2 separate regions of the Mus musculus genome follow, and region 2 is linked to region 1. The links are chromatin loops, found by intact Hi-C in ENCODE. Cell type or tissue: left cerebral cortex. All regions are shown on one strand. Each heading gives the region's core, and the rest is flanking DNA. Links, peaks and the distances in the headings are about the cores only. Region 1 overlaps Plcb1 (phospholipase C, beta 1). Region 2 overlaps Plcb1 (phospholipase C, beta 1).

Region 1 (16,259 bases), core at 3,492-11,491:
ATTTTTTTCTCTGTTACTTTCTCTCCATTCCCCTCACCATTTTAAGTCCATGCACTGTGAAAACTGTATGCTTTTCACAACTCATTCCTCATTTGTTTAGGCAGATTTGATGACTTCTAGATATTAATTCACAGATGGCTTGGGGAAAATACATTGAATTTGCTTGTAACTTTATTCTCAGTGTATTCTTGTAGACATTATTGTAATAATATTTGATTTTAGTAACTAAAAAAAAATCAGCATTTATCCCTTACTAATGAAGACTGAGGAAAAAAGACTCTTCTGAAAAAAAAAAAAAAGATTTTGTTTTTGTTTCCTACTCATGTTCTCCCAACCTACTTTTCTGTGAAAAATGATTCTTTTTCTGTCTCATGTAGCTACTTACCTTTGTGGTAGTTGAAAATGTTACTCACTTTTTTCAGCACTGATTAAAGGGTAACAATCTTTCTGGACAAAGAGATACCAACATATCAATCATATTACAAACTATTTGACGGTAGTTTAATGACATTCAGTTTAGAAAGCTACAGCTGGTGACAAGCTACATCAGAGGCGACACTTGTGGAGGTCACAGGATGCCATTCAGTTGTTCTACATTTTGAGTTTTTATATCTGATTGAAGACAGGGAAAGGTTTTAAAAACTGAAAGATGCAAAATATGTAACCACAACAAATGAAAGTTCTAGAGTTGAACTGTATGGATGGCATCTTTTGCAGAGAGGCACTGGTAACAAATACCTTCTCTGTCAATCCTTCCATACTCAGCTAGAGCAACCTTGGAGCATCTCTGAAATTAGTGACTCCAGGATCAGCAGGTAAGTTAATAGATTCCTTGGCTGATTTCCTATGTTTGGTAAACTGTGTGTCATTACAACTTTTAAAATTATAATAACTTGAAGTAGAACTGGAGAGATGGTCCAAGTTCTGTTCCCAGTAGCCAAGGTGGCTGGCTCACAACCACCTGTAACTCTAGCTCCAAAAGATAAAATACTTCTGGTTACCTTTAGCACCTGCATTCCTTTACACATGCACATGCATGTATGTACACACCTGCACGCAGAGTTAACCTTAAAAATCAGTAACTAAATAAAGGTAGACTGTTCATAAATTGATACATAAGTGGTCACAGAATACACACCAAATTCAATAAAGTTAAATACACTGTATATATTTTAATTACAAACATGCTAGTAAAAGGAGTAAACAGGCTGCCCTATGTCACTATAGCACATCCACCAGAAAGGTATAAATTGCAAACTTTGGGTAAGGATGTATAAAACCTGATCTGATCGATTTCCTACTCTTACTGAAGTATAAATTAAGGGAATTCTTTTACAAAAATACTTGGCCCTAATCAACACAGAATTCATTGACTTGGCAATTATATGCCTGTACATGTGTTCTTGGCAGGAAGCATGAGGAAGAATACTAAAATCATATATAGCATGGTCTTCTCGTGGCTGTTGTGAGACTGCCACCCACTCAGTGGCTTAAAGTAACAGAAGTTTATTTTTATAATTCTGGGGCCTACTTGTCATACCACAAAGTTGAAATCTATCTAAACAAATGAAAATAGTCAGACACAGAAAAGTAATAAGAATTTATGTCAAATTATTGGCTTATTAATTCTATTATTTGTAGATGTCAAGTGAATAGATCCATCTTTTGCCTTTGACATAAATAGGAATGCACTAGGTCAAAAACATCTTCCATCACCCTCTCTCCTATTCCTCAGCATTATCTTTCTCATAGCTCTATCACTCTCTTAAATGACTATTCATGTATATATTCCTTATTGCCAATGTCTTCCTTAATAGCCTTGAAGATCCATATGGTCGAATTCATATCTGCCTGTCCTACAAGATATGGAATTGGGTTCTTAAGTTTAATATTCACAGGGGGCTGTGATCTCTATATGTATGTCTATCTACATTGTGACATATGCCATACAAAGCCTGAAACATGGCAAACTCCCAGCAGTCTATTCAATTCTGTGCGGTCCATAATTGTGGCAAGAATCTTTACATGTAGACAGCTGAATGCTATCACAGGAAACTACTTCCTAGTCCTGCAAGAGTCCTGATATGCCTTGCTTCACAGGTCAACCATCATACCCATGTATTCTTATGGCTTCTGCTGATTTACTGGGACCTTATAGCAACTGGGTGTGCCAGTGATCTCTCTCCATCAATGTATGTATCACTAAAATGCTACTTGACTCTAAAAAACATTCAGAATCTTTTCAGTACCCAACACTGTAGAAAAATACTCATAACTAGATTTTTTGATAGTAAATCAAAATAATATAGCTTATATTTGGAGTCTTTAATCAAACTAGAACACGAATCATGAAAATTAGTAATGAAACTACATGACTATCAACAGTAGAAAAACAAAAATACCATATTGCTAGATAGCTAGATATCCACAACTCTTCAGTGTCTTGAACAGGCAGCGATGTGTGTGGCATCAGCAGACAGAATGACGAATGTGAGGTAATTTGTCTCACATGTCACAGCTGGGTAGTGGCACGGCTGAAAATAGACTCTTTTAACAGTTGACTTTTTAACAGTGTGATTTCAGCTACTTAGAAAAAATGCTAATAAGCCTAGGGGTGTAACATTACACAAAGCTAAGAATCACCATTCCAAGAAAGTGCCGCGTTCACTCACCTCCAGATTCACATGCAGGATCATCACTTTCAACCAAGCAGTATAATAAAACCAAGCATCTGATTTTAAACGTAAGAAACCTGGTCCAAAGATGCAAGGTATTGTAATTCATAATTTTCAATGGCTCAGAGCTGTGGTTCTCAATCTGTGAGTCATAACCTCCTTGGGGGTTAAAGACCCTTTCACAGGGGTTGCCTAAGACCATCAGAAAACACAGATATTTACACAGATATTATTCATAACAGTAGCAAAATCACAGTTATGAAGTAGCAATGAAATAGTGTTATATTTGGGGTCACCACAACATGAGAAACTGTATTAAAGAATAGTGGCATAAAGAAGATTGACAACCACTGGCTTAGAGCATCCATTTCAGGTTTTCATAAACCTGTTCATTCACAAAGGCTCCATAGCACACCGAGCTTTGCTATAAGTGTCTTATATCCACAGGACACAATTTTCACAACTAATGAGCCAGTGCTGATTCACTGTCTTCTACCTATAGTCCATGTGTTTCCTCAATTTGAACCCAATGCCCCTTATAGGTCTCAGAGTCCCATGCAGGAAGCTATCACCTTTAGCCTTTATCATATCTACCTGGGCATCTCCATACTGTGCTTTTCAGTGAGGGATTAGTGTTTCCCTTGAGGAAGAACAATTCTAAGATTCTTAGACAACGTAGCAGGAGAAAGGATAAGAGGTCAGAAAGAGAATTAGCTTTCTGTGGCCTTCCAATGGCTTTCAGTTCCAAGTACTCAGCATGACCAGGCACACTTTAAGGGATTGCTTTCTGAGGTGGAGATATGAATGGCCCACCATTATGGAGCATTCCAACAATTAGGTAAAATAGTTAAAAATAATACTGAGATCATAGACGACAACAACAACAACAACAACAACAACAACAACAACAACAACAATCTGCTGCAGCAGGAGCAGCCGCAGCAGGCAGTGATTATTTTCTAAGTTGATCTCTGTGACCCACATGGTGAAAAGAAAGAACAGACTTCTACAAGTTGCCTTGTGATTTCCACATGATTTTTGTAGTATATGAACACACACAAATAAATGAATAAATAGATATATAAATAAATAAATAGTTGAAAATTATAATATCGAAAAATAGTAATGGTGAGTTTAATTTATATGATTCTAAATTCTATAACAGTTTTGGACATCTGGCTTTGTGAACTGACACTATTAATAGCAAAGATACAAATGCAAATGTTTCTGGCTACTGGAGGCCCAGGTTCTAGGTGGCTCTAACTTTGTGGAAGCCATCTTCTGGAAGAAAAAGATTAACTGCAAAAATAGCCTCAACTCCCACTTTTCATATTATCCAGTCATTTCATCACTGTGATTTGGTGAGTCTTTGTACTACCGGGTAATCTATTTTGCCCCTCCAATCTAAGGCAAACTAGAAACGTGCCTTGGCATTGAGAATGCTGCATAATTGATGGAGTACCTTTTTGGATGGAGGCACCTTAAGAGACCTTAGTGTTTTATCTTCTTTCCCCGCAAGAACATGATTGGGCTGGGTCAATTATAAAGGAATGTGGATCACTTACAGAGCAGTAGAGGCAATTCTTGACCTGCCTTGAGCTAGCTGACCCCAAAACAGATCCCAAGAGATCCCAGCCCAAAATCAGAGGAGCAACTTCTTCAACTCACAGCTCAGTAGACACACAGGAGCTGGGCCTGATGTAGAAGTACTCATAGCTCATCAGTACTGCAAATATTTGTGACTTCACGTCCCCAAGTCTCAGGATAGCTGTTGCAGCTTGTGAAGAACTCTAAGTTCTACCCTCTAGCATGAGCACTAAACACTGACAACTCATGATTTGAACATTCCTTGTCTACTAAGAGAATATTTCCACATTTCAGAGAATAAATACAGAGCTGCCAGGGATCAGAATTTGAGGAAAATATACAGCTTTCCAAAAATATGTAATTGAACCACAAAAATCTTCAAGAAACAGGTTTTGGTATATTATTTGTAACTCAAAGCAGTCATAATTACTAATAAATGTCATTTTAAGTGCCTGAATCATGTTTCAAAAATATACAATCTGTACTCAATCTAGGTTGTAAAGGATGAAGATATAATTTAGATAACTCTGTCCATAATATTTCTGAAAATGGAATGTTTAAAGGATTTTAATATTTTCATAGAAACTTCAAACCATACAGCACTGTACTAGACCACAGACCCTTTTGATATAATGCACCCTTTAATTCTATGCTGCACTAGAAAACTGCTATCTCCCCCACTGTATTAGCTACTCGAGGAGCATGTTTGTTTGTGTTTTTCAAGGTAAATGAGAGAAAAGTAAAATAACCTTGGAAACTATTTCTTTCAGCCTTTACCTTACTGCTTTTTAATCTCATATTTTCATGTCAGCAACTAGATATGGAAGGAAACATTGGGGAAAATGTCAGAATGGATGTATTAGTGATTGCACATAATAGAAAACTGAGCATCTCTGACTTTTGATATAGATATGCAAATATGTGGTCCAAACTCTAAAATAAAAAAACTCACACCACAGGGATTCATTCCAAAAATTCACAATACCACCCATTGCTTTCAGTGCGAGTTAGCTGTCAATATTCTTGATAATATAACCTGCCTACAAAGAAAGAAAACAAAATCTCTGTCACATATTTTACTGGTAAATAAGAAAAATATTTTAGATATGTAAACAGCTACACATGAGCCCTAAAAAGACTTTTGAAAAGCTACTTTAACTAACATAGGCAATGTTTATGGCACAAAGGAAATTATGCATAAGTCATCCTTCTCAATGAAAAAGCAAGAACGGTCTTGGTGTCTAGTAGGCCGGGCATTCAAATTTTACATAAGACATGAATAGATTCCACTAAACCCCCTTCCTGGCTGGGTTAACATCCGAGGGTACTGGATGTTGACAGGCAAAGCCATTCTAGGTGTTGAATAAAATTAATCTTCTCTTTGATTCTCGATCACCTGTGTGTCTCACCAGACATCACTTATGTTCATATACAGGTTGGTTTCTGGACAACAATCACTACATTGAAATGCCACATGGTGATGCCATGACCATCTTCTTTTTTTTTTTTTTTTTTTTTTTTTTTTTTTTTGGTTTTTGGTTTTTCGAGACAGGGTTTCTCTGTATAGCCCTGGCTGTCCTGGAACTCACTTTGTAGACCAGGCTGGCCTCAAATTCAGAAATCTGCCTGTCTCTACCTCCCGAGAGCGCTAGGATTAAAGGCGTGCACCACCACTCCCGGCCATGACCATCTTCTAATTTAGCCAATCCAATGCACAGCTCACTGGGCAAACTTATTATCTTATAAAACAAATTTTAACATCTTCTAAATCACTTCTATGTTTCATTGCTGGAATTCACTATACTTACATCATATTACATTGTTTCTTATATTTCCTCCTGCTCTTTTGTTTCATGTGTAAGGACCACTAACAGCAGCACTTCCTCTTATTTATTCTTTAATATTATATGACACTAACTGCAAGATCTTTTTATGGAAGATGTTCACTATGCTTTTAACTGAATTAGATCCAATCACAAATTTGACTTCTCATAACATATAATTACATGCAATATTGATTAATTCTTAAGAAAATACACATGGATAAGAATTTTACCAAGTTGTCAAAGTATGTAAAATTAAGTTCCAAAACAAAGAAAATACCAAGCCTGGTTGTGGTCGCCCATGCTTGTAATATCAGAACCCGAGAGACTGAGAGAGGAGGATACATTTGAGGTCAGTGTGGGCTACATAGTGAATTATAGATCAGCCTGGGCTACATAGTGAATACAACAGGCTACATTGACAATCCTGGGCTAAAGGGTAAGGCTCTGATTCAAGGCAAACAAACAAATAAAAATCACAAAGCTATAAAATACAGATGCCATATTTAGCAATAAGGAGGAACCACCATCAGAGACACTTGGATTGCATTCCTATTAGAAAGACAGTCTAAAATATTATGAAGATTCAATAAATAAGGTGCATAGTGACATATGTGTGTATATATTACACACACACACACACATTTCATTAAAGGATGTTCAAACTATGGATAGAAGTTTTATTTAGAATACTATACATGTGGGATAGTATTTGGGATATAATCTATGTATATGATGAATACTTTAAGACATTTTAAAAGCTATAAAGACAGCATGAAGGAAAATAAAGTCATGCTGTCCATCTGGACAGAAATAATCATTATGCTAATGACAAAAATGGTTATCATTGTGTGCTAAATTTTAAATACCAATAAAATTCCAAGAGTATTAAGAACAATAATGGTTCTGAAATTCATACAGAAATCTGGAAAAGAATAAATAGAAGATTCTGTTAGTGAAGCCTGTAATGTTGGCGCTGAGGCAACAAGACTTCAAGTTTGAAGCTCTACTGGGCTACATAGTGAGTTCAAGGCCAGCCTGTGCAATTTAACTAGATACCCTCTGGAAAGCAAAAGGGCTAGAGATACTATGTGGCAAAGAACACTCCCCAAAGATTTAAGGTTTGGTCTAATCCTCAATGCCACCAAAATGACAAATATTAAATGCCTAAAGAACACTTCTGCTCAAGGGAGCTAACATATTTAAATATGTATTTTAGTATTTGTGTCTCCAGTATAATAAATAATAGAAGGGTGATAAACCTGGTGACCACTGTCACAAAGACGGCAGCACAAACGACAGGCAGAAAGCTGATCCTTCAGGCACTCACATAAGTGGAGTCTCACTCAGGCTGCAACTTTCCCCAGTGATTAGGTAAAAATGACAGTTCTTATCCTCCTTAGATCAGAGTCCAATCAAGAAATGGGGCATTTTGACCCGCATAATGCGGCCAAGATACATCTATGAAACGCCACGAGCAGTTCAGAACATAAGAAAACTTCTGGGATTATGCAAGATTCCCATCTCCTAGAATTGACAGACGTAAAAAGCACAGGGCAGATGCAATCCGCTCCCACATGCTTTATGGCTATTTAAAGGGCCTGCCAACATGAATAATGCACACAGGTTATTTTTACACAAAATGCACTCCAAATTATACAATGAATAGCTCCGCGATGGCACAGATTTTCCAGAAGTTGAATTTATAAGACAAACTTTTCTTTTTGTTTTTATTTTCTGGTCTTTGTGGTTAAATCTATAAGACTATGTTACTTGCTGAAGTAGGAATGAACTTGTTTTACATTTCCAAAGCAGTTGAAAACAGTAAAACTAGTAAAATTAATTTTTGTAAATGAATAAAACTGCATTTGTAGCTTTAAAACACACATTATATATAATAAATATTACATTATATAATATGTATAATATATGCTATATAACACATATACATATAATATGTAACCTTTAAGGGATATATATATATCCCTTAAAGAAAATGTATTGTATAGGCCCAGATATTAAGTGAGGAAAATAGTATTGAAAGTAAAACTTAGTAAAAAGGTACTAATATTCTTGGCATTCTTTAATAGTAATCCTCTTTCACACTGAGGAATATGAATATACCTTAAGTTTTTCTAGCAAACATTCAAAGACAGACAGAGCAATGAAATAGCAGAGAATCAGACCCAGGCACAGCCAAAACTGGGCATAAGACAGCAGTAGCTCCTAACTCACAGGGAAAAGGTGAAGTTTTAGACTCGTCCAAAAGACAGACTTCTCAGTAGCTCGCACTGGGATAAAAGAATAGTAAACTTAAAAGGATCCAATTATATTTTAAAATACAGAATTCAAAGCAGTGCTGGGAGCTGACAGCGCTCAGTGGGGTAGAGGCCCTGGCCTTATAAACCTGAAACATGAGTTCGATCCCATGTAAATGAAGAAGAAAGGAAAAAACTAATTAGACAAGTTTGTACTCTGACCCACCCTATCCCATCACACACACACACACACACACACACACACACACACACACACACACACACTTTTAAAATTGTCAATAGAATTGGAACAAAGAAATAGAAATTCTAAAAATAATATGTAAGATTCAGACCTCATAACATACAACAGGGAAAAAACCTGATTGAGGATGTAAATGTAAGAGAAAAAGAAATATGCAGCAGGGTGAGGTGGGGCAGAGGGGACCTATAGAAAGTCCCAGACACCATGAAAGTGAGAAACTCCCAGGACATAATGGGGATGACCTTAGCCAAACCTAAAAATGCCACCTCCAGTAGAAACTCATGGCCCCCATTTGAGGCATGTGACCACCTGTCCATCTTCAAAATTTTTGGCCCAGGATTGTTCCTGTCTAAAGTAAATGCAGGGACAAAAATGGAATGAAGACTGAAAGAAAGGCCATTCAGAGACCAGATTTACTTAGAATCCATCCCACGAGCAGGTCCTAGACCCTGACACTATTATTGATGCCATGTTGTGCTTTCAGACAGGAGCCTAGCATGACTGTTCTCTGATAGGCTCTACCAGCAGCTGACTGAGACGGATGCAGATACTTACAGGTCAACCACTGGACTGAAGTTAGGAACCCCTATGGAAGAGTTAGGGAAAGGACTGGAGGAGCTTAAGGGGATTGTAACCCCATAGGAAGAACTACAGTATCAACTAACAGTATCAACTATCAAATGGATCCTCTGAGCTCCTAGAGACTAAGCCATCAACCAAAGTTCAGACATGGGCTGGTCTGTGGCCCCTGCTACATATGTAGCAGAGGACTGGCTTGTCTGGCCTCAGTGTGAAAGGGTGTACTTAATTCCATAGGACCTTGATGCCCCAGGAAAGGGGGGTATCAACATGCTGGCATGGTGAGGTGGGAGTGGGTGGGTGGGAGAGGAAGCACCCTCTTATAAGCAAAGGGAAGGGGGATGGGGTGGCGAAATTGAGGAGGAACCAGGAAGGGAAGCAACATTTGGAATGTAAATAAATAAAATAATTAATCTAAAATGGAAGTGTAGAGCCAGGCGTGGTGGCACACGCCTTTAATCCTAGCACTCGGGAGGCAGAGGCACGCAGATTTCTGAGTCCGAGGCCAGCCTGGTCTACAAAGTGAGTTCCAGGACAGCCAGGGCTAAACAGAGAAACCCTGTCTCGAAAAACCAAAAAAAAAAAATAATAATAATAATAATAATAATAATAATAATAAAATAAAATAAAATAAAATGGAAGAGTAAATGACTGAAAGCTAAGATTTGTTATTCCAAAACTCGTAAGGTAAGGAAGAGTACTTTAAAATAGTGTCAGCCCAACCTGGGCTGGAGTGTGAGTCTGTTGCAAAACATAAAACCAAAGCAAAATGGAACAACAACAACAACAAAACTATAACATAACTACGGAAAAGTTAAAAAGTACAAAATAGGGCTGGTGAGATCGCTCAGTGGGTAAGAGCACCTGACTGCTCTTCTGAAGTTTCAGAGTTCAAATCCCAGCAACCACATGGTGGCTCACAACCATCTGTAACAAGATCTGACTCCCTCTTGTGGTGTGTCTGAAGACAGCTACAGTGTACTTACATACAATAATAAATAAATCTTTTTTTAAAAAAAGTACAAAATAACTATTCTTCCTTCATATGCAACAGAAAATAGGATAAATTCAAATGAAACCAAGTGCTGCATAGGAGAAAATGCATCAAACACATCCCATAAACAACCACCAACCCAGACACTACTGCATATGCCAGAAAGACTTTGCTGACAGGAACCTGATATAGCTCTCTCTTGTGAGGCTATGCCAGTGCCTAGCAAATACAGAAGTGGATGCTCATAAGTCATCATCTATTGCATGGAACACAGAGCCTCCAATGGAGGAGCTAGAGAAAGTACCCAAGGAGCTGAAGGGGTCTGCAACCCTATAGGTGGAACAACAATATGAACTAACCAGTACCCCCAGAGTTCGCATCTCTAGCTGCATATGTAGCAGAGGATGGCCTAGTCGGTCATCATTGGGAAGAGAGGCCCCTTGGTCTTGCAAACTTTATATGCCCCAGTACAGGAGAATGCCAGGGCCAAGAAGTAGGAGTGGGTGGGTAGGGGAGCAGGGCAGGTGAGGGTATAGGGGACTTTCAGGATAGCATCTGAAATGCAAATGAAGAAAATATCTAATAAAAAATTGAAAAAAAAAACAAAAACAAAAACAAAAACAAAACAAAACCCCCAGAGGGAAAATGCTGTGCATCTGTAATAGAAACTGAGATGGAGCAGAATTCCTCAGCCTGCCTGAAGAGGGCAGCACTTGCTCCAGAACCATCCATAGCACAAGGCAATTAACTGAGGCAGGGTGGGAGTGCTGGGTGCTAATCTTGATAGCTTGACCTTCCTGAAGGGCCTAAGTAGACTTCCAGGAAGGTCTGACTGGAGCTTGAACAATCTGGAGGCAGCTCCTATGGCGGTCTTCTTCAAAACAACTTCAGTGCCCCAGAAAACTGCATGTGTTCTACCGAGAAAGGACTAGAACTCTAGAGAACTGTGTTTAGTCTTGTCCTTCCTTCTCTTTATTTTTAGTCCAAGACTGCTGTCCTTTGTCAAACTTGTCTTCAGAGTGTCACCTTAACTCCTGACCTCAATGCCTCCTCACGTGCACAACATTGAGGCTCAGTTTCCAAAGGGTCTTCAACATTGATTAGGCCCTGGCTGAAAAGCAAGTAATCTGTAGAGGTTGCCAAACTCCAAAATTCAGACTTATGTTTCTTGTCTTTATAATAGTTTATATATGTGTGGTTGTATATAAAATTTCATATATTTTTTAAAGTCCTTATTGTATTTGAGAATCATGATAGTACACTAGGTAGCTCCAACAGCATTGACTAGTCCATTGTTGAGAATGAATATATATATATACATATATATATTCACATATGTATGTGTGAGTGTGTGTGTGTGTGTGTGTGTGTTTGCTATAGAACCCAGAGTGTCTTTGAACTCTCATGCTTCTCAATAACTGGGATCTTATAAGCCCAAACCACATGGCCCACCCCTTTCTAGTTGTCTTGAATGTGTTATGAAAGTGCATTATTTTCTATGTAGCCTGTTTCCCACTTGAGATATGACAGTACAAGCACATTTTATGGTCATATTCCTGGATCTGTAAGGTCTTATAATACCAACAGAAGAGCCCACCATTGAAAACCTGCACCCAATGCTCAGTATAACCGGAAAAGCAGCCTCTCCTTTGCACACACACGACAACATTTCAGGACTCTGTGACCATTCAGTAACAGGGGTCCCTTTACGACATGTTTCCCTACCCACTTTGCAGGGTAAAGCACATTTGGTCTCAGGCATAGCAGTCAGTGGTCCTCCATTACTGCAGAGGGTACATGGGGCTGTCTCTAGAATGGGTGACCAGATGAACGACAGCATGCCAAGATAAACCTGAATTTCACAAATACAACACATGTTTGGTATATCACTTCATCTGCTTAGTGTGTCTCCTACTTCTGTATGTCCATTAGAAATAAACCATTTGCTAATTCCCACCAATCTTTTTTGGATCACTGAATAAAAAGCTTTTAAAACCCAAAACTCAAGTGAGTTTTAGAGTTTGTTTAGATGTGTCACATAAGCTTCAGAGCTTTAAACAATTACACTGCATGATGTCAGGGCACAGAAATGTACAGAGAATTAAAAAAAGAAAAAGATAAACACCACCATCACCACAAACATTCTCTTTTTAAAAAAATTTTATTAGGTATTTTCCTCATTTACATTTCCAATGCTATCCCAAATGTCCTCCATACCCTTGCCACTACTCCCCTACCCACCCACTCCCAATTTTTGGCCTTGGCGTTCCCCTGTACTGGGGCATATAAAGTTTGCAAGACCAAGGGGCCTCTCTTCCCAGTGATGGCTGACTAGGCCATCTTTTGATACATATGCAGCTAGAGTCAAGAGCTCAGGGGTACTGGTTAGTTCATAATGTTGTTCCACCTATAGGGTTGCAGATCCCTTTAGCTCTTTGGGTACTTTCTCTAGCTCCTCCATTGGGGGCCCTGTGATCCATCCAATAGCTGACTGTGAGCATCCATTTCCACCACAAACATTTTATTACTACTAATATTGGGGGACAAGATAGCTAGGTTGACATTGGAATTCTTGATTAAATCCATCCGTGTGTGTGTGTGTGTGTGTGTGTGTGTGTGTGTGTGTGTGTATGGTGTGTATTCCCAACCCTCACCTTGGGAGGCTAAAAGTTTTTAAGACTATCACAGAAAAACTTGTACTATTAAGGTCATTTTGTGAAAAGGTGACATTAAAAATAAAATTAGGAGTTTAAAAAAAAAGGAAAAAACTGAAAATCTGTGAAGGAAATGTTAGTAAAACAAACAATTCCAGGAATTTATCCTGAAATTGGACCCCTGCCTATGTAAAGGAAGGCACTGTGTTTCAGTTTCAGCCTTACAAGACACAGGCAGCAGCTAGGTATGGGGCACGTCTCTCATCTCAGCACTGCAAGGCAGAGGCAGGTGAATCTCTGGGAGTTTGGGGCCAGCCTGGTTTACAAAGTGAATTCCAAGACAGCCAGAGCTACATAGTGTGTTTCTGTCAAAAAAAAAAGTAAGAAAGAGAGAAAAAGAGAGAGAGAGAGAGAGGGAGGGAGAGAGAGAGAGGGAGGGAGGGAGGGAGGGAGGGAGGGAGGAAGGAAAGGAAGGAAGGAAGGAAGGAAGGAAGGAAGGAAGGAAGGAAGGAAGAAAGAAAGAAAGAAAGAAAGAAAGAAAGAAAGAAAGAAAGAAAGAAAGAAAGAAAGAAAGGAAGGAAGGAAGGAAGAAAGGAAGGAAGAAAGAGGGAGGAAGTAAGTTGTGAAGTAAGGAAGGGTGAGCAGGAGAAGCAACAGAGAAGACTCTCCACAGGAGGCTGATCTAAAAACAAACAAGCAAAAAAATAAATTAAAAAAAATCAAACAACAACAAAAACCACCAGAGAGCAGCTCCTCAGCATAGCTTAACAAAAGGAAAAAGAACGATGTCATGATTCTCTTGTTTTCTTGGAGATATTTTGAGGATATATTAACAGAGCAGAGGGGGCTGGAGAGATACCTAACTATCCAAGAGCACTGACTGCTGTTTCAGAGGACACCAATTCAATTCCCACTACCCACATGGCAGTTTCCAGTCATCTATATTTCCAGTCCCAAGGAATTCAATGCCCACTTCTGGCCTCAGTGGATCCAAGATACACATATGTTGTATACACAAACACACACACACGCACGCCCACGCACACACACATGCAGGCAAATCACTAGACATATAAAAACATTTAAAAAAATAAAACAGTAGAAACTGTTGTGGCACATAATCTTATAAGAATGACAAGGACACATTTTATATATTTTGAAAGAACCTGCCATCACAGATCACTAGGAAAAGACAGATTTTGTATTACCTGACCCCAGAGGTCTAGAACTCTATAAACTCTGTGTGTGTGTGTGTGTGTGTGTGTGTGTGTGTGTGTGTGTGTGTGTGTGTGTGTATGTGTGTGTGTGTGTGTGTGTGTGTGTATGTGTGTGTGTATGTGTGTGTGTGTATGTGTGTGTGTATGTGTGTGTGTGTATGTGTGTGTGTATGTGTGTGTATGTGTGTGTGTGTATGTGTGTGTGTGTATGTGTGTGTGCGTGTGTGTGTGTGTGTGTGTGTGTGTGTGTGTGTGTGTGTGTATGTGTGTCTATTACCTCTTATTCTTGCAGACATGTGTGGTGAGAGCATCAGATTATGAAATGGACCTGAAGAAGAGGGAAGAGGACATGAGTGAAATGAGCATCATTCCCAGCCATGGGATTGGAGTCAAGTACACAGAAAGCCCTAAAGATGAGAGTAAGTATAATTAAAAGGACCCAGATGAATACTAATAGCATAACTCCTCAGGAAATTGGTTAATTTTAATAAACTTGCAACACACTTGCCTATTAAAAAGCTTCCTAATGGATACACAGATACACAAAGAAACTGAGTTTTCTCTAGTGGGTTATGCTATGGAAACATTTTTTATGGAAATTAACTAACAAGTACCTATTTAGGTAGGAAATAAATTTGTCATGGCAAATGAATTATATGCGTGAGAGGAGAAATAAGAAGAGAGATCTCGATCTTGATGAAAATGGGCAAAACTCAATCAATTTCAAGTTAAATGATTGCACGGCCTGTGCTACCGTCAATGGAAATAATATCAAAAGAGATTAATTCAGACACTGGCTTCAGAATTTCTAATAACATCAAAGATGACAAAGAGTATTTTCTAACTGTACAAAAGAAAATGAATAATAAATATTTTATAATTTGAGATCAATAGATTATTATCTGAGGCAAAACCTGATGGGTACGCAAAAGTACTTATCGTGACTGTGGTGCCCACTGTGCCGACTCAGGTGACAGAAACACACACTTGAGCACCGTTTGCCTTTTAATAAGCAAAGAAGTCACAGTGTTTCTGTGTTTCTGGAATCAGTCACCACCCGAAGCAACTGATTCCCCTTTTCATTTTTTTCTTGAAAAAGGTTTTTTGGGGGTTTTGTTTGTTTGTTTGTTTTGTAGCAGCTATAGCTTTAGCCATTGATGAAATTAAAGACACAATCCTTCCATGACTTGTACTTAACTGTCCTTTGGACAAGTTCCCACATTTAGAGACTAAGGCAATAAGTCTGAAGTGGCCCCTGAAATAATTAATCTTTGTCTTCTTAGTCATAAAGACAGGAGTCTCTCAGTGCCAAGGTGAGTAATCCTAGTGCTCTTCCCAAGTAGGTCTAGGATTAATGGTGTATGAATATTTTTGCCACATGCAGCTAATATCAATTAATGCTACTTAAGTAATTATTTTGGTAAGATTAAAGAAATATTTTGAATTGACCTGTATCTGTCAGAGCTGGATTTCTGCTTTAGAACCAACAATTTCTCACCTTACTAACTGGGACAAAGGTTCTGCCAACATCCCAAGAGTACATCCATGAACTGCAGGCTCTGTGCTTTCTTTTTTGACTGTCTAACTCTGGTTTGCATAAGAAACCTGCTAAATCTACAAAGCAAGGCATGTATGATGTTTTGTATACGGTCGGCCAAAGGAATGGCACTATTAGAAAGTGTGGCCATGTTGGAGTAGGTGTGGTTTTGTTAGAGTAGGTGTGTCACTGTGGGAGTGGGCTTTAAGACCCTCATCCTAGATGCCTGGAAACCAGTATTCTGCTAGCAGCCTTCAGATGAAGATGTGGAGCTCTCAACTCCTCTAGACACATGCCTGTCTAGATGCTGCCATGTTCCCACCTTGATGATAATGGACTGAGCATCCAAACCTGTAAGCCAGCCTCAATTAAAATGTCGTCTTTTATAAGACTTGCCTTGGTCATGGTTATTTGTGCACAGCATTAAAACCCTAACTAAGACAGCATGGTTTAAACTAAGACAGCATGGTTCAGTTCATTATATTGTTCTCTGTGATGGCTTCATCTTTTAATTTTGAATCTTGAATTCAACAGGAACACTGTAAAAGTAAATGCATATCAATGAAGAGACTGGAGTAAAAGACATTTGACAAGGTTCTAGATCTTGGAATATTTCTAAGAATTTACTTGAAAGAATTTAGTACTAATGTGGCAGTTACATATCAAGAAAACA
Region 2 (13,903 bases), core at 1,328-9,327, 320 kb before region 1:
TGCAGGAAGTCTTACTTTTTGAAATTTCAAAGGACTCAAACTTGACAGGCTGAATATAGTTCACCAGGTTAGACATCTCTTCTGTGGCCATGGCTTCGCTGCCAGCTGTCCCCTGGAAGCAAACATAAAAAATAATAAACATTTTCAGAGTCAGCCTTACACTATGCAGGGTTAGCTCCTCAGGAAAATGGAGCAGAAACTCCTTCCCTTCTGAAGAGAACGTCATAGATATCTACCTCAGGGGAGGGATGCAAGGCAGGCCAGCCTCATCACAAAGCCCCGGTGGCACATATGTTTTAGAGTTTGAAACTTGTAGTGTTTGCAGTGTTTGTTTAAATATAATAGATCCTTTGGGGACAAGATCTAAGTCTAACCAAACAATTCACTGAAAACTCACTGGCATGTTATACTTGCTGCTTAATTTTTTTCTAATGCTGAGTATTGAAACCAGTACATTACAATTTTTTAAAAAATCATGGTGTACAATTTTCCATGTGGGGTCAGCTCAGCCTTTCAAAGTTTTGAGGTTTTGAGCACTTTAGACTCTAGATTTTCTTCTTCTTCTTCTTCTTCTTCTTCTTCTTCTTCTTCTTCTTCTTCTTCTTCTTCTTCTTCTTCTTCTTCTTCTTCTTCTTCTTCTTCTTCTTTTTTGTTTTTGTTTGTTTGTTTGTTTTTTCGAGACAGGGTTTCTCTGTATAGCCCTGGCTGTCCTGGAACTCACTCTGTAGACCAGGCTGGCCTTGAACTCAGAAATCCACCTGCCTCTGCCTCCCGAGTGGTGGGACTAAAGGTGTGCACCACCACGCCCAGCTCTAGATTTTCAGATTATGAATGCTCACTGTATGGCTACTTTATGAATGTGAGAGATGGCAGGGTGGTTCTCAACATGTGAGTTGCAACACCTTTGTGGTCAACTGACCTTTTCACAGGGGTCACCTAAGAGCATCAGGAAATGCAGATACTTACATTAAGATTCATAAGAGTAGCAAAATTATAGTTATGAAGTAGTGGCAAAAATAATTTTATGGCTGGGGGTCGCCACATGAGCAACTGTATAAAAGGGTCGTTGTGTTAAGAAGATTGAGAAGAGTTGTTTTATAGGGATGCAGGGCCTCAGCCCTCTTCTGATACACCAGGTATCAGGAATGAAAATTTGTGCTAATAAGGTGATGCCCACAGGAACTGCTGTCCTGTATAGCAGAGAACACAGAGGAAGTCTACAGTCAGGAAATAAAGAACTCATTTGACAGTAATGGTTATCATGTAGGTAAACACTGTATGGCCTGAAAAAGAGATAATTAAACAAAGGTGCCTTGGGTAAGGACAGTGGGGCTCTGCAAACAATTCCTCTAGTTTGTGATAAACATTCCCCCTCCCTCATTGGTTCCTGTGTGTAAGGGTGTGCTGTATGACAGCAATATAGTGGTTTAGGTCCCAGAACAAAGCCATCTGATATTAAATCCAAAGCCCGCTGGTCAGAAGCTGCTCCACTATGGACAAGTAAATTACCTGCTGTTTAATCACCAGCAAAATTAGAAATATAAATCAGCCCTATAGCATGTCAAGTTTTATAATTATTACAAGTAGGATTAAAAAGAAACTGGGTGTTGTAGTGCTTGTCTTTAATCCCAGCGTTCAGGAGATAGAGGCAGGCAGACAGATCTCTGAGTTTGAGTCTAGGACAGCCAGGGTTACACAGAGAAAAACTTGTCTCAAAAAAGAGGGCATGGGGGGAGGAAAGAAGAAAGAAAGGGGGAGGAGTGAGCTTGGAACCGTGCTTGGCAAATAGTGAGATCTTGCATTAATTTAGATGCTATCTGCAATTACATATGCTATAATACGAGTTTTAATAAAGGAAACCCGCAGTCGTTACTTGCACAAGACTGGCCTCTAGAGATGGGTCTCATATTTTCTCATTTTTTAGTTTAGCAGAGAAAAATGCATAGAGATGAGGTTTCTTTGTGAAAACTCTAGGAGAAACATTCTGGTTAAATGCCAACTGGGAAATATTCATTTAAAAATAGGCAATTCTGGAATGATCCAAGTGTACCCTGAAGCCACTCTCAGACAGATGGAGCCTCAGTTATTACAGCCGTGCTCCTCTTAGAAATCAAGAGGAAATTTAGTGGGGACATAAAAAGCACATTTTAAATGAAGCTGGACACCGCGGTTCCCAGGTGTGGTTTCAGCTACACGGAGGCTGAGATGGAGAGACTGCTTTATCCCGGGAGTTTGAGACCATCCTAGGCTACCCAGTGAGACTCATTCATAAGGAAAAGGGTGCCAAATAAGAATAGTTTATTAAGCTGGGCAGTTGTAGTACACACCTTTAATCCCAGCACTTAGGAGGCAGAGGCAGGCAGATCTCTGAGTTTCAAGCCAACCTCGGTCTATAGAGCTAGTTCCAGGACAATCAGGGCTACACAGAGAAATCCTGTCTCAAAAACAAACAAACAAACAAACAAACAACAAAATGCTTATTGAGCTATCTGTAGTTAATACACATCTGTACTCCAAGCATTCTAGATATTGAAGCAGGAGGATTTTAAGTTTGAGGCTAGCCTGAGCTACAAAGTTAAGTCAGGTCAGACAGGGCTGCCTAATGATAGCATCCTGTCACAAAACCAAGTTAGCAAACACCTCAGTAAACAAATGAATATTTAAAAGAGAAGAGTTGCTTTTATTTACTATAAGGCTGCCAGTACAGAGCCAAAGCCTCTAAGAACATATTTGAATGCAGAGACCGTATAAATTTTGTGATATTGACTGAAAGAAAATCCTGAAGTCCTCATTGAACTATCACTGATTTGTTTGAGTTCTGGGCAGTTATTACTTTGAGCTGGCAGCATCCTTTAGAGAGCTAATATCAAGACATCACTTCAGTTGATACAAAATCAAGACAATGGAATCACGGTCACATTTCTGAACACTCCTTCAAACCCTATACTCTCTCTGGATTTCAGACCATTGGACAAATCATTTAATTGCCTTGGTCGTGGGGATGGGGAATGGAGTTGGTAATCCAATGTCCTGTGCCTATCTCTTTTGCCCACTAGATGGCAGAAGAGAATCGTAAGATATCCGTAACTCACCTCATCCATGGAAGACTTTTTACAGTCATCGTCGTCGTCATCGTCATCACTCTCCGTATCTGCTTCCCCTGTCAAATTTTAATCACAGATCACAATTTCAGTATTTGAAAGTTCAAAGAGTTCGCAAAAGCACACTGCCAACTTTGTTCAGGGCATGCACTCGGAAGGCTGACATTCTGCTCCTTTTAAAGTTGCTGTTTTCTTTCCCCAAAGATTTACATTTTCTTAGTAACAGAGACTTAACTTGACATTTAGACGAAACTTCTCTCTGTGCTTCTTACTATAATGTACATGTTCTCTCGTGGATGTCAATCTCCATGACCTTAACAGAGACAAGCCCTGCTTTCATTTGTTTTTCTGTCCAGTCCTCAGTCATGCCCCTTTGAAGTAACCCCTGGCCAGCACACAGCTCAGGGACTCAGGGACCAACCTTCTCCAATAAAATGACTTCACAGCGGTTGAAGAAGTTTATGAATGAAATCAGAAACTGCGGGGAAATGGTAGCACACACAAAGACTTGAGAACTGCCAAGTGCAGGTCAATCATCATATCTAAATAATCTACAATCATAAACATGACAGCATTCTTCGGCTCTAAGAGTGTGAGAGCCTGAGACAGTGGATAACTACGGTGTCTTGTGAACTCACAGTAGCTGTGGCAGCCAGACAAAAATCTAAACATGGGGAAGGGAGGGGAGCATGAAGTGTCACCCTTAAAGGAGGAGCTATTGGCAATTAATGACTTCTGGAAGACAGACAGTCCATTTTCTATGAGAGTTTAATCCCCTGGTAAGTTGATCGTGTTCCAGCAGAAGGCTGCACATGCAAGAATATTTGGGCAGCACAAGTTGGTACTGAAGAATTTAAAACAAACAAAGAAATGGAACACCCCGTTGGAAGGATGGAGAAAGGAGAGTGGATCTGGGAATTGTTGGGGGTAAGCACTATTTTGTAGGGAATTCTCAAGGAACCAATAAAGATTTTTTTAAATGATATCATTCTTTTTTTTAAAAGGGCAAGATGAAATAATCTAATGCAAGAAGAAAAAACATTGAAAAGCAATAAAAATAGAAAATTAAGCTTTAAAATCACTACACTTAAAAATCTATGCTAATCTGACTTACTTTAGCGTCACATTTAGCCAGTCATTGCAATTGGTTGATTCTACCCTTCTGCCTAGAGTTAATGGATAATTTATTCAAAATATCACATTAGTATTAAGTACTAATTTCCCCTATACTTCAAACTCTTTCAGTCGTGTAAAAATAGTTTCAAGGGAAAAGGAAAGCAGCCACAGTCGGTTTTCTTTCAATCACCCTCCCCTCCTTCAGTTTTTTCCACTGCAATAGCACAAATATTCCAGTAGATGGCAGGATGAGCTCATTGCTGAGGCAGAACTGAGTGCCTGGTACCTGCTCCCAGAGGGGCCTTCTAAAAAGTTGGCCACACTCTGCAGCATGGATGACACAGTGCCCACAGAACTACCTTCCAAGAAGCAACTCTGTGTTTTCATGTGAGGGACAGAGGTCAATCAATTACTGGATGGTAGTGAGGAAAGTAGGCACCAAACTTCTATAGAGGAGAAAGACTTCTGTGACCAATAACTGGATGGCCTGTTACAAAGGGCCACATAAGTCCTTAATGGTGCTGACTTAATAATTATTCGAACCCCATATACTTGCTTAAAAATGCACCCTGCTGTATAACAGATGCGTTGTTTTAGGGGGTTGCTACTTAATATTTCATATTCATTTTATTTCCTGAAGTACTTCTTTGTATTATTATTATTTTTAATGAAGGATGTGTTCTTTAATCAAGCAACATGAAAAGATGATTGCTGGAACATTCTACAAAATGACTCATGTAACAAAACAATTGTCCAATTACCATTTCAAATACACGTTCAGGCTGTAACTTGGGTTGTATGAGGAAGAAAAAAACTTCGTCTGCCTCTACTGTGAAAGCAAAGACCTGTTTTTTTTTTTTTCTTCCTTTGGCAAGCTTAACAAAGAAAAACAAAACCATACTGATCTGTCTTTTATGTATTAAGTCACCACAGAGGCTGTACATACCTAAGGGGCTTCTCTTATAAGACTTTGAGAGGACCCTGGAGAAATCTATTTGAACCATAAAAAAATAATACCCTTTTTAAAAGCAACACTAACAACACCCAAAAGTGGTATCTTACTTGACCCTTGTTCATTCTGGAAAGTGTGCTGGCTAAGGGTTGGCTCCCAGAAGAGGCATCCAGGCAACAGACTGACTTAGCTTTAAAATAAGATCCATGTTATGTGTTTGTTCCTGGTACTGGGAACATCCACAAACCAAATGATAAATTATCAGAACTCTTTATTCTGGGGCCTACTTACGTACTAAAGACTCCAAAACTACATGGCAATAAATACCGATTGCACACGACTCACTCCTGGCTAGCTTAGGGAACCTACAGAATTGCTAACAGATTGCTGCTTTTTCTCTGTATTAAGCAATTGTGTTCACTGCCTGTAGAAATCATTATTATTAGAGTTATGTATCTGGTTAATGGGAGAGAGAAATGGGATTAGATAAAAGCAGATGGCGCAAATACCCACAAGCACCCACGTGCAAAGGAAGGCACATTAGGACAGGTTGGAAAGGAAGAGACTTCTGATGATCGATCATCCTCACATCATACTGAGAAAAAATTTTCAAAAGGAAATCAGAATGATGTCATGATATTTGAAAAAAAAAACATATCTGTGAACCATGGAGGGGAATAGACCTTCTGAGAGACTTATATACTGTCTGTACCTTAGGGTGTCAATTTAAATAATAAGAGCAGTTGACAAGTGAGACAGACAATAAGACAAAAGGTAAACCAGGCCTAGTCAGGGCTTGCAGGTGTGACACACTCAGCAGAGAGGTAGGACACTTGCCTAGTCTGCAAAAGGTCAGAGCACAGTAGAGGCTCAAACAAGACAGACCCAAATTCCCAACCAGACAAGCAAGCAACCAACCAACTAAGCTGGCCACGTTCATGTTCTGATTGCCCCACTTTATATTTTAACATTCCAATTGTTTAAAAATCTTTTAATTTATGTGTGATAGGCATGGGGAAATGCATGACATATGAGCAATACATGGATTTTCAAAATATAAAGAAAATAGACTGGTCCAGAAGTCTGGTCTAGAGTCCAGAAGAAACTAGATTTCCTTCTAGTTCTGTCTAAGGCTAGCGGTTACCCTGACTTCTAACAGCTTATCTTGGTTTTGTTTGCTTTTTATACTCATACAGATGGAGCTAGATAGTATACTTTTTTTGTTGTTGTTGTTGGATTCTGTGTTCACAGTCAGTTATGCTTCTGTGGATAGCTGTAAATCACTCTCATTATATACATTATTCCTTTGTATGACTAAACCATGATTTGCAATCAGCTGATGGATTGCTTGCTGCCAGTGTTTGGATATTTTTAATAATATTGCTTATAGCAATTTTTCCATCTCTTGATAAATATCACTACCCATTTCCCATTTCTTGTTAGCTCTCTCCCTAGGAATAGAACTGGGCAGGGGAAGTGCATGTGTTTAGTTTTGGTTGATATATTAAGTATCTTTATTCTGTCTTTCCATCCCCCTTTTCCTTTCCTGGCTTTCTTCCTCTATCCTCCCATCCTCTGTTCTCTCTCCGTCTCTCTCTCTGTCTGTCTCTGTCTCTGTGTCTCTGTCTCCCTTTGTCTCTCTCTGTCTCTCTCTCTCTCTCTGTCTCTCTGCAATTGTCAGGATTCTGGGTAAGGGGGAATAAATTAGGCTCAATGGCAAATAACCCAAAGAAATCCAATGGCCTTTGAATTTTTGTCTCACAAGTGGTCAGTTTCAAACTAATGTGAAAGAAAAAAATGCCAATCCCTTTCATAAACAATGCAAGTCATTTGTCACTTCACTCTTTTTTTTTTAAGTGCTTTATAACACAGGGGAGAACTGCAAAGCCCAGAACCCATCAATGATTGCATTAGAAGTCTGCCAATCTCTTGTCTTCCCTTCTGCTGATGTGGTCGATGATGAAGTTTAGAAGCAAGACTCTGCTGAAAAGCAGATTTGCCTCACGTGAAAGCCAGTGTAATACCTACCCAAAGATGAGCTGACTCCTTATCTGACATCAGGCTGAGGCAGGAGACTGCCTTGAAATCTCTCAGTGGGCCTAACCGATAACTTGAGGCTATGAGCTGACAAGAGTTTCAAGTGGTGGTCAGAGAGTAAAGTGACCACAGAGGAAGGACTATAGAGATACAACAACATGACTAGCTTGGAAGCTGGAGGGAGGGGGACCTGTGAGCCGGTGGGTGTGAGTGGCCTCTAGGGCTTGAAAAATCCTTCCTAAGAGCTTCCCGAAAGACATCTTCGGTTTATTCCAGAAGCTTTCTCAGAAACCTTTCGACCTACAGAATTTGTGGTTAAGAGTGCCACCGAAAAGCAACACAACATAAACCATCCAAAGAGAGAAAGCTGAAAGCTGAAAGCCCTTCTAGGCCAATTTCAGAGCAGCAGATCTGCGAATCCACCCATCCTGAGCCTGGCAGCCCCTCACTCACCAGCTCCTGGAGACGAAGGCTCGAACACACTGGAGGAGTCGCTGTAGGTGTTGGAAGCTTGCTCTGAAAGCTTCTTCTTACCACTTCCCTCTGACGACTTGTGCGACTTCTTCTTGTTTTTCACCAAGATTTTATACATTAAATCCATAGGGCTTGGAAGAGGTACCCCAGATTCCAGCTATTTAAAAGAAAGCACAGCCTTTAAAAATACTGTCCTTCCTTCCAGGCACCTCTCTAATCCCACTGCTTTGGATAGCACAGCCTCTAGATTGGCATCTACTATATTCAGCATAGTTCACGAAAGCATTCTAATTGTGCCCTGCATTTGTTTTAAATAAAAGATGCTTTTAAATGACCTAACTCATTTTCTACAATGAAACTACAAAAAAAAAAAAAAATGAGGCCACGGAAATGTACAGGTAGATTTAATGGTCTGACCTTGGACTCTCAGGCATTTTCTGACGGGCCCTGCAAGTCCAATCATTTTACTGCAGATACATAAATCATCTCTGACCTGAGTCTTTGGGAAAAGGCCAAACATTGGACAGAAAGAATTGTTGAAGTTGGGTAAAAGTTTCCAAATAAGTCACTGTTTCAGACAAAGCGTTAGGGGCAGCAACATCTTGTGTTGGTTTCGGGTGGGCTTTTAGCATCAGCCAAATCAGACATAATTTCAGATTTTCCTCTTGCCCCTAGATCTGAGCTGTCTTACTGAGCCTTACTTCACTGTTGCAAGTTTGTCCATATACTGGGAAATCAACTTCCCATGAGAAGGTTATAAGTTACTGTATCAGGGAGCATGTGCAAGACACAAGACAGGCTTATTTTTAGAGAGGCCTTTGAAGTCCCACAAGCTGGCCCTCTATCCTTTGCTTGCCATGAGTCTGGGGACCAGTATGAACTCACTTGAAAATATGCAGATACTGGGCCAAAGTGTCCAGGAAGAAGAGGCTTCTTTAGGTTCTGGCTGCTCTTTGCCTTTATGAACAGGGATGGGGCTGCTACCCATCCACTGGGCAGGGTCCTCTTACTCAGGAGTCCCAGGGAGATGAAGAGAAGATCTTCCCTTGTTCTAAGCTGGGCCCCCTGAGGACCTGAGCCTGGGACCTGGAGTTCGTATGCTCCATGTCTTATATAGCTTCAAGCACAGAGAGCCAGGCTTCTACTGCTCTAGGCTTAAGAAGCTAAAGATGTATGGTGACATGGTGACAGGCTTTCAGTCTGAGCTTTAGCCACCAGTAGTCTGGAACTGGGCAGCTGTCATGATCCTCTGCTTCCTGCAGCAGTGATCAGCAGCAAGGCACTATTGCCTGCTTGTGCTCTATCTCCTGAAAGAGCTTAGGGTGTAAGGACCCAGAGCACCTAAAATCCTAGTATTATAGGTCTCGATCCTGGGAACTTAAGGCTTAGCTTTCTTTGTAACGATTTCTATTAAATACGGCCCAGTTTCCCTTCCCTGTTCTTTACAGTTCATTATTCGTCCAGCACCTTTGTTCCTCACCTTGGTCACTCTTTGGAATCCCAGTGTCATCTGGTGCTACTCTGCTGCTGCTCCTACCAGCTCCTCTTCCTATCCCCAGTTCAGCCTTAAGAGAACAGCAGGCTAGAGAATTGTCTTATGGACTGCTCATGCTGCAACACCAGGGGGCAGCACTGAAGGCCATCTCTCTGTGGAGTCACAGTTAAACAGCTTGCTTCCATTCTACAGTGGTGAAGGGGGCGTGGCAGGTGTGTCCGAAACCCATTGCATTGCAGAATTCCCCACACCAATTAAGTACTGTGCTTGCGCTAACCACAAATTTCTGCTGGGCCACCAGGAACTGTGCTCCCCTCTGCCGTGGGTGAATATGGCTGTTCAGAGGTCGCTGAGGCTGGTGATGGCGAGAAGTCTGGTGCCTGCTGTTTAACACAGAGGTAGCGAGAATCGTTTTGCTTTGGCAGCAAGAAGCTGCAGTTTCAGCACAGCTCCCTCAAGGCAGGCATATAATGCTCAGGGCTGTCAGGCTGCCATAAGGGCAGGCCAGCTGGCTGCTAACGAGGGGCTACTTGGCCGACAATCCTCTGTTCAAGCAGCCAGACACCCTGGGCAGGGCTCACAACTGTCCATTAGGGAATCAGATTTACTCAGCTCCCCAATATCTTGTTTAAAGGAAAAATAAGCAATAAGAGAGAGGCTTAAATAGTATTTAGTGACTATTTATTCTTTGCTGGATACCCATGGGGAGAGTTGGGGCATTTCATCGGTTCATGGATGCAACTGAAGTTGAGTGTTTTCTCAAAGGTAAATGTAGGTGGTGGACAGCAGGTGGCAGAAACAGGCTTAGGAACCAGTATTGCCACATTTTGCATTCACTTCCAAAGGGTGTGACAAAGATCCATTGGGGGGTGGGGGGAGATGGTGGTATTTACAGAGTGCTATCTCCTCTTGGACTGTCTTTTATGAGCTGACTCTCACTGCTGAGGACTTTGTAATCTTGACTGACAACTGAAACATTCTCTCCTAGAGGGAAAGAGGGAGGCTGATGATGTTCCGGAAGTAAGGGAAGTCAACAAATCTCACACACTCAGGAAGTTCCTGAAACCTACAAGCTTCTCAAGGCCTCTTTCCCTAATTATACCAGCAGTATGGACTGCTTGGGGTGGGGTGGGGTGGGGTGTGAATCGGGAGAGGACTGTTCAACCGGTCTAGCTGCTGACTTGTCAGGCAGGGAGCACCAGGGATATAGCATCCATGAGTTGATGCCCATGCTGAAGTGGGCTTTTGGATTATGTAGTTACCTTTGAGTTATTCACACCACTGTCAACAACCTTTCATCCATATTCCTATAAGTAACTCCCTGGTACCAAATTAGACTTTGGTGGAATTACTACTTTGGCTTGTCCTCAGTAACTTATTTGGGGGTTAATAGACATTTGTTCACAAACACTAATGGTGTCACTTTAAGCAGAGGAGGGATAAGGCTGGATAAAGAAAAGGAAACAGACACATATTTTCTGACACCAGTCAGCTCAGATCTCGCTGATCATATATCTACAGAGAGGACATATCTCCCCAGCTGTAACTGATAAATGTTCTCCTTCAAGGGAGCAGAGTGCAGCTACTTACTGGGTATTTTTCCAGTGGTTCCATCAGGAGGGCATCACCAAAGATTAATCGGCAATACTCGGCCATCTTGGCTTGTTGCTTCGGGCTAAGAGCAAAAAGAAAGAAATTATGGGGTTTATTCAGAGAGGTGTCCTTTGTATTACTAGCACAGAAAGAAGTCAGTCAGAATCAGTTTCCATTGTTATGAAGCTCTTTCCTAAACATCACAAGTACCCACACACTCACACACGGGCAGGAGGCAGGGTGGCTGTGCAGGGCTATTTTTAAGGTCACCGTACACAACCCAGACAAGGACACAACACATCATGTCCCTGTCTCCAGATTCATGAGATTTCTAGAGTTAAAAACTTTGTTCCTTTTGTTGGATTGCCTGGTTCTATGTCAACTGCAAGGCTCCTGGGGTTGGAATATTTTTGTGGCTCCATGTAAATTCTTGGATAAAATGTATCACAGCAACAGAAAGCAGAAACAGATTATTTATAAGGAATCAAGAGGGGAAAGAAGAGTGAGAAAGAAAGAGAGGAGAATAGATGGAGAGAGGGAGCTTCATATGTCTAGGAAACCATGCAGAAGTGTGTGTGTGTGTGTGTGTGTGTGTGTGTGTGTGTGTGTGTGTGTGTGCGTGCACACATGGGCGATGCTGGAAGGATACAGCAGGGTTGGCAAAGGCTGTCTCCAACTCTTTTCTTCCCTGTGTTTTGAGACATGGCCTCACTGTGCAGTCTAGGGTGGCCTGATGGTTGAGAACCCCCTGCCTCAATACCCTGGGCGCCAGGATGACAGGCACACACACACCTCTATGCTCAGATTTGCTTGTCAGCAACTTTTCTGTGCAGAAAGAGTAGAGCAAAGCAGGGAGTAACCCAGGTGGCTGCCAGGAGGAAACTGGTCTGACAGGAGCAAGAGTTCAGGGTTTTCTGAGGTGAGCTTCTGGCTCTGAACTGCTTTGAAACTGTACAAGGAGAAGGATTTTAACTGCTTTTGGAACCAGACAAAGGATGCTGAGAAGATACAACAGAGTAACAGTTGCAAATGCCTTTGAAGAACTACACGAGCGAGAGGTATATAAAGTGATCTCATGGAGAGGAGACGCCTGGTCTGCGGTTAGCCCAGAAACTGTACCTCCAGCCCTTGTAAAGATGCTGTTAGAGGGAACATCTGAATGCTTTCAGCACTCCTGTTTCCCTTGACCTTTTCAGATGCAATTAAAAACCCAGTTTTCTCATCTTGTGCAATGATAAACATCATTACACAGCACCCAGTACTGCTGGGTTGGGTTTACGATCTACAAACTGAGGGTCCGAACTTCCCCTGGTTATATTGCAATGACAAGCAAAAAAAAAAAAAAAAAATGTAGTAAAGAGAAGACTTAGTAACTATGATGCAAATGATGGTGTTTTACCTTAAATCATAAAGATTAGGGGCTGTAATTTGTATTTTGACTCCTTCCCTGAAGGGGAAGCCTGGAACACACTGTTTTCTGGGAAGGGACACTTAGACTGAAGCTCTGCTTCAGTGCAGGAGGAAAGTGCTCATTATAGCTGTCTCTAACAAAAATGAATTGTGTGCTCTATGGTCAGGTGAGCTTTTGGGGTTCAGGTGTCAACTCTCAAAGTTATTATCTTCTTGGAACTGCGGGGAAGTTAAAGGAAAGATTCCAAGAATTTGCAAAGCCCAACGCAACAATTTGAGATCTTTCTCCAGAGACAAAATCTTCTTATGTAACTAAAGCTTACTTCACACTGTGTGTATCCCAGGCTGGCTTCAAACTTGCAATCCTCCTGCCTCCACTGGGATCATGTCCACAGCAAAGCCTTACACTTCTACACTGTTCCCTGTCTTGCTTGAGCAGGACTTTACTGCATGGTTTACATAGCCCTAAGAGAAGAGGATGACGACTCTCAGAAGTGTGAGAAAGGGATGACCAACCCTTGACTAAATCCTGAATCATACTGGAGGTTGCACTTTAAGGACAATTCATTAGAAACTATATAGATGGGACCTTTGGGGCAGGCAGGGAGTGGTTGATGGGGTAGATGACTTTTGCCAGTGGTAACTTACACAGGAAGTCTGCCAGGTCAGCCTGCTCTTGGCTGCAGCTGAGAACAGAGCATCTGTGCTGGGCACTGTTCTAGGCTGCATTAAAGAACACGGGAACAACACAGAGAGCCTGCATTTTGAGCAAAGCTGTAAGGTAATCCTGATAAGAGCAACTAGTGAGCCACATACATGTGCCATTCTGATCACCTGGAGCATCAGTAAACTGCAGACTCATACTTAGAATCTATAGGGCAAACATGCAGGTATTTCTAAGAAGTTTCCAGAGAACATATGCTGTTGGTCCGAGAATGGCTTTGAGAAAGAAGTCTGTGTGAATACAAGGAGAGGAAGATGTAGGTATCCAAGAAATAAGTGAAATGTGAAATTCACTTACCAGGTTGCTCATGTTCTCACACAGTGTTCTTTTAATAGAACAGGGAGAAAAGTGAACACACACACACACACACACACACACACACACACACACGTGCGCGCACGCACGCGGAAATTAAAGAGACTTTAATTGTAGGTCAGACCCACAGAAATAAATGACATTAAGACTGCAGTTAATGAATAAAGACAAGGCAAAGTTTTTAAAGTATCAACATCAGCCACCATGGTAATTAAAATTAAAGGGATGAAATTCACAAATATATTACGTGCTTCAAGCCACAGCAGATATTTCTAAACATATTAAAATATCCACAAAGCATCTGCCAAATAGGTCAGTTTGTGTGTGTGTGTTGGTTCATATTCTGTATTCTAAGGCCAGGCTAGCTTGGTTTGAGTCACACCTCAGCTGCATAGCCTCAAGCATGCTAAATGCTCACTTAGGATTCAGGTTCTTTACCTGAAAGACAAGGATGACCCCGTTCCTTTGGGGAACAATAGGGTTTATAGCAAGGGTTGCACAAAAGGCTAACATATAGGGAACAGTGTTTGGTGCAAAATACATATTCAGTAAATGTAACCTTTTCTATGTTGTGGTGATTATGGGTGTGGCCTCTCTGCCTACTTCAAGGGAGAGTTTACTTTGTAGCAAGTGAGACAATGCAAAATGGAACAGCAGTTCTTGGTTTTTGTCTGCTTTAAGTAGAC

What was found. Peaks named below come from ENCODE experiments on the same cell type or tissue, not always from the same donor. Only the 100,000 strongest peaks of a DNase experiment are listed, where the experiment ranks them.
Region 2: it touches region 1 in a loop (2.5-fold over the local background); 12 of 42 quality-filtered maps call a loop at or near these places.

Annotation. Positions count from the first base shown.
Region 1 is chr2:135,001,966-135,018,224 of GRCm38, reverse strand. The region is part of intron 3 of Plcb1 (phospholipase C, beta 1); the gene reads right to left. Among named protein-coding and RNA genes, the nearest start is that of Gm39941, 93 kb to the right of the region's middle. In left cerebral cortex, for the core only: CTCF peaks have their summits at 10,124 (motif pointing left) and 10,872 (motif pointing right); a DNase peak (open chromatin) is centred at 7,658; H3K27ac peaks cover 1,330 bases.
Region 2 is chr2:135,319,557-135,333,459 of GRCm38, reverse strand. It overlaps Plcb1 (phospholipase C, beta 1), which reads right to left. Exons shown (of 32, transcript NM_001145830.1): 13 at 10,766-10,850; 14 at 7,660-7,837; 15 at 3,093-3,160; 16 at 16-112. Among named protein-coding and RNA genes, the nearest start is that of 4930545L23Rik, 110 kb to the right of the region's middle. In left cerebral cortex, for the core only: CTCF peaks have their summits at 3,039 (motif pointing right), 4,249, 4,450 (motif pointing right) and 9,300 (motif pointing right); DNase peaks (open chromatin) are centred at 3,060, 4,485 and 9,320; H3K4me3 peaks cover 308 bases.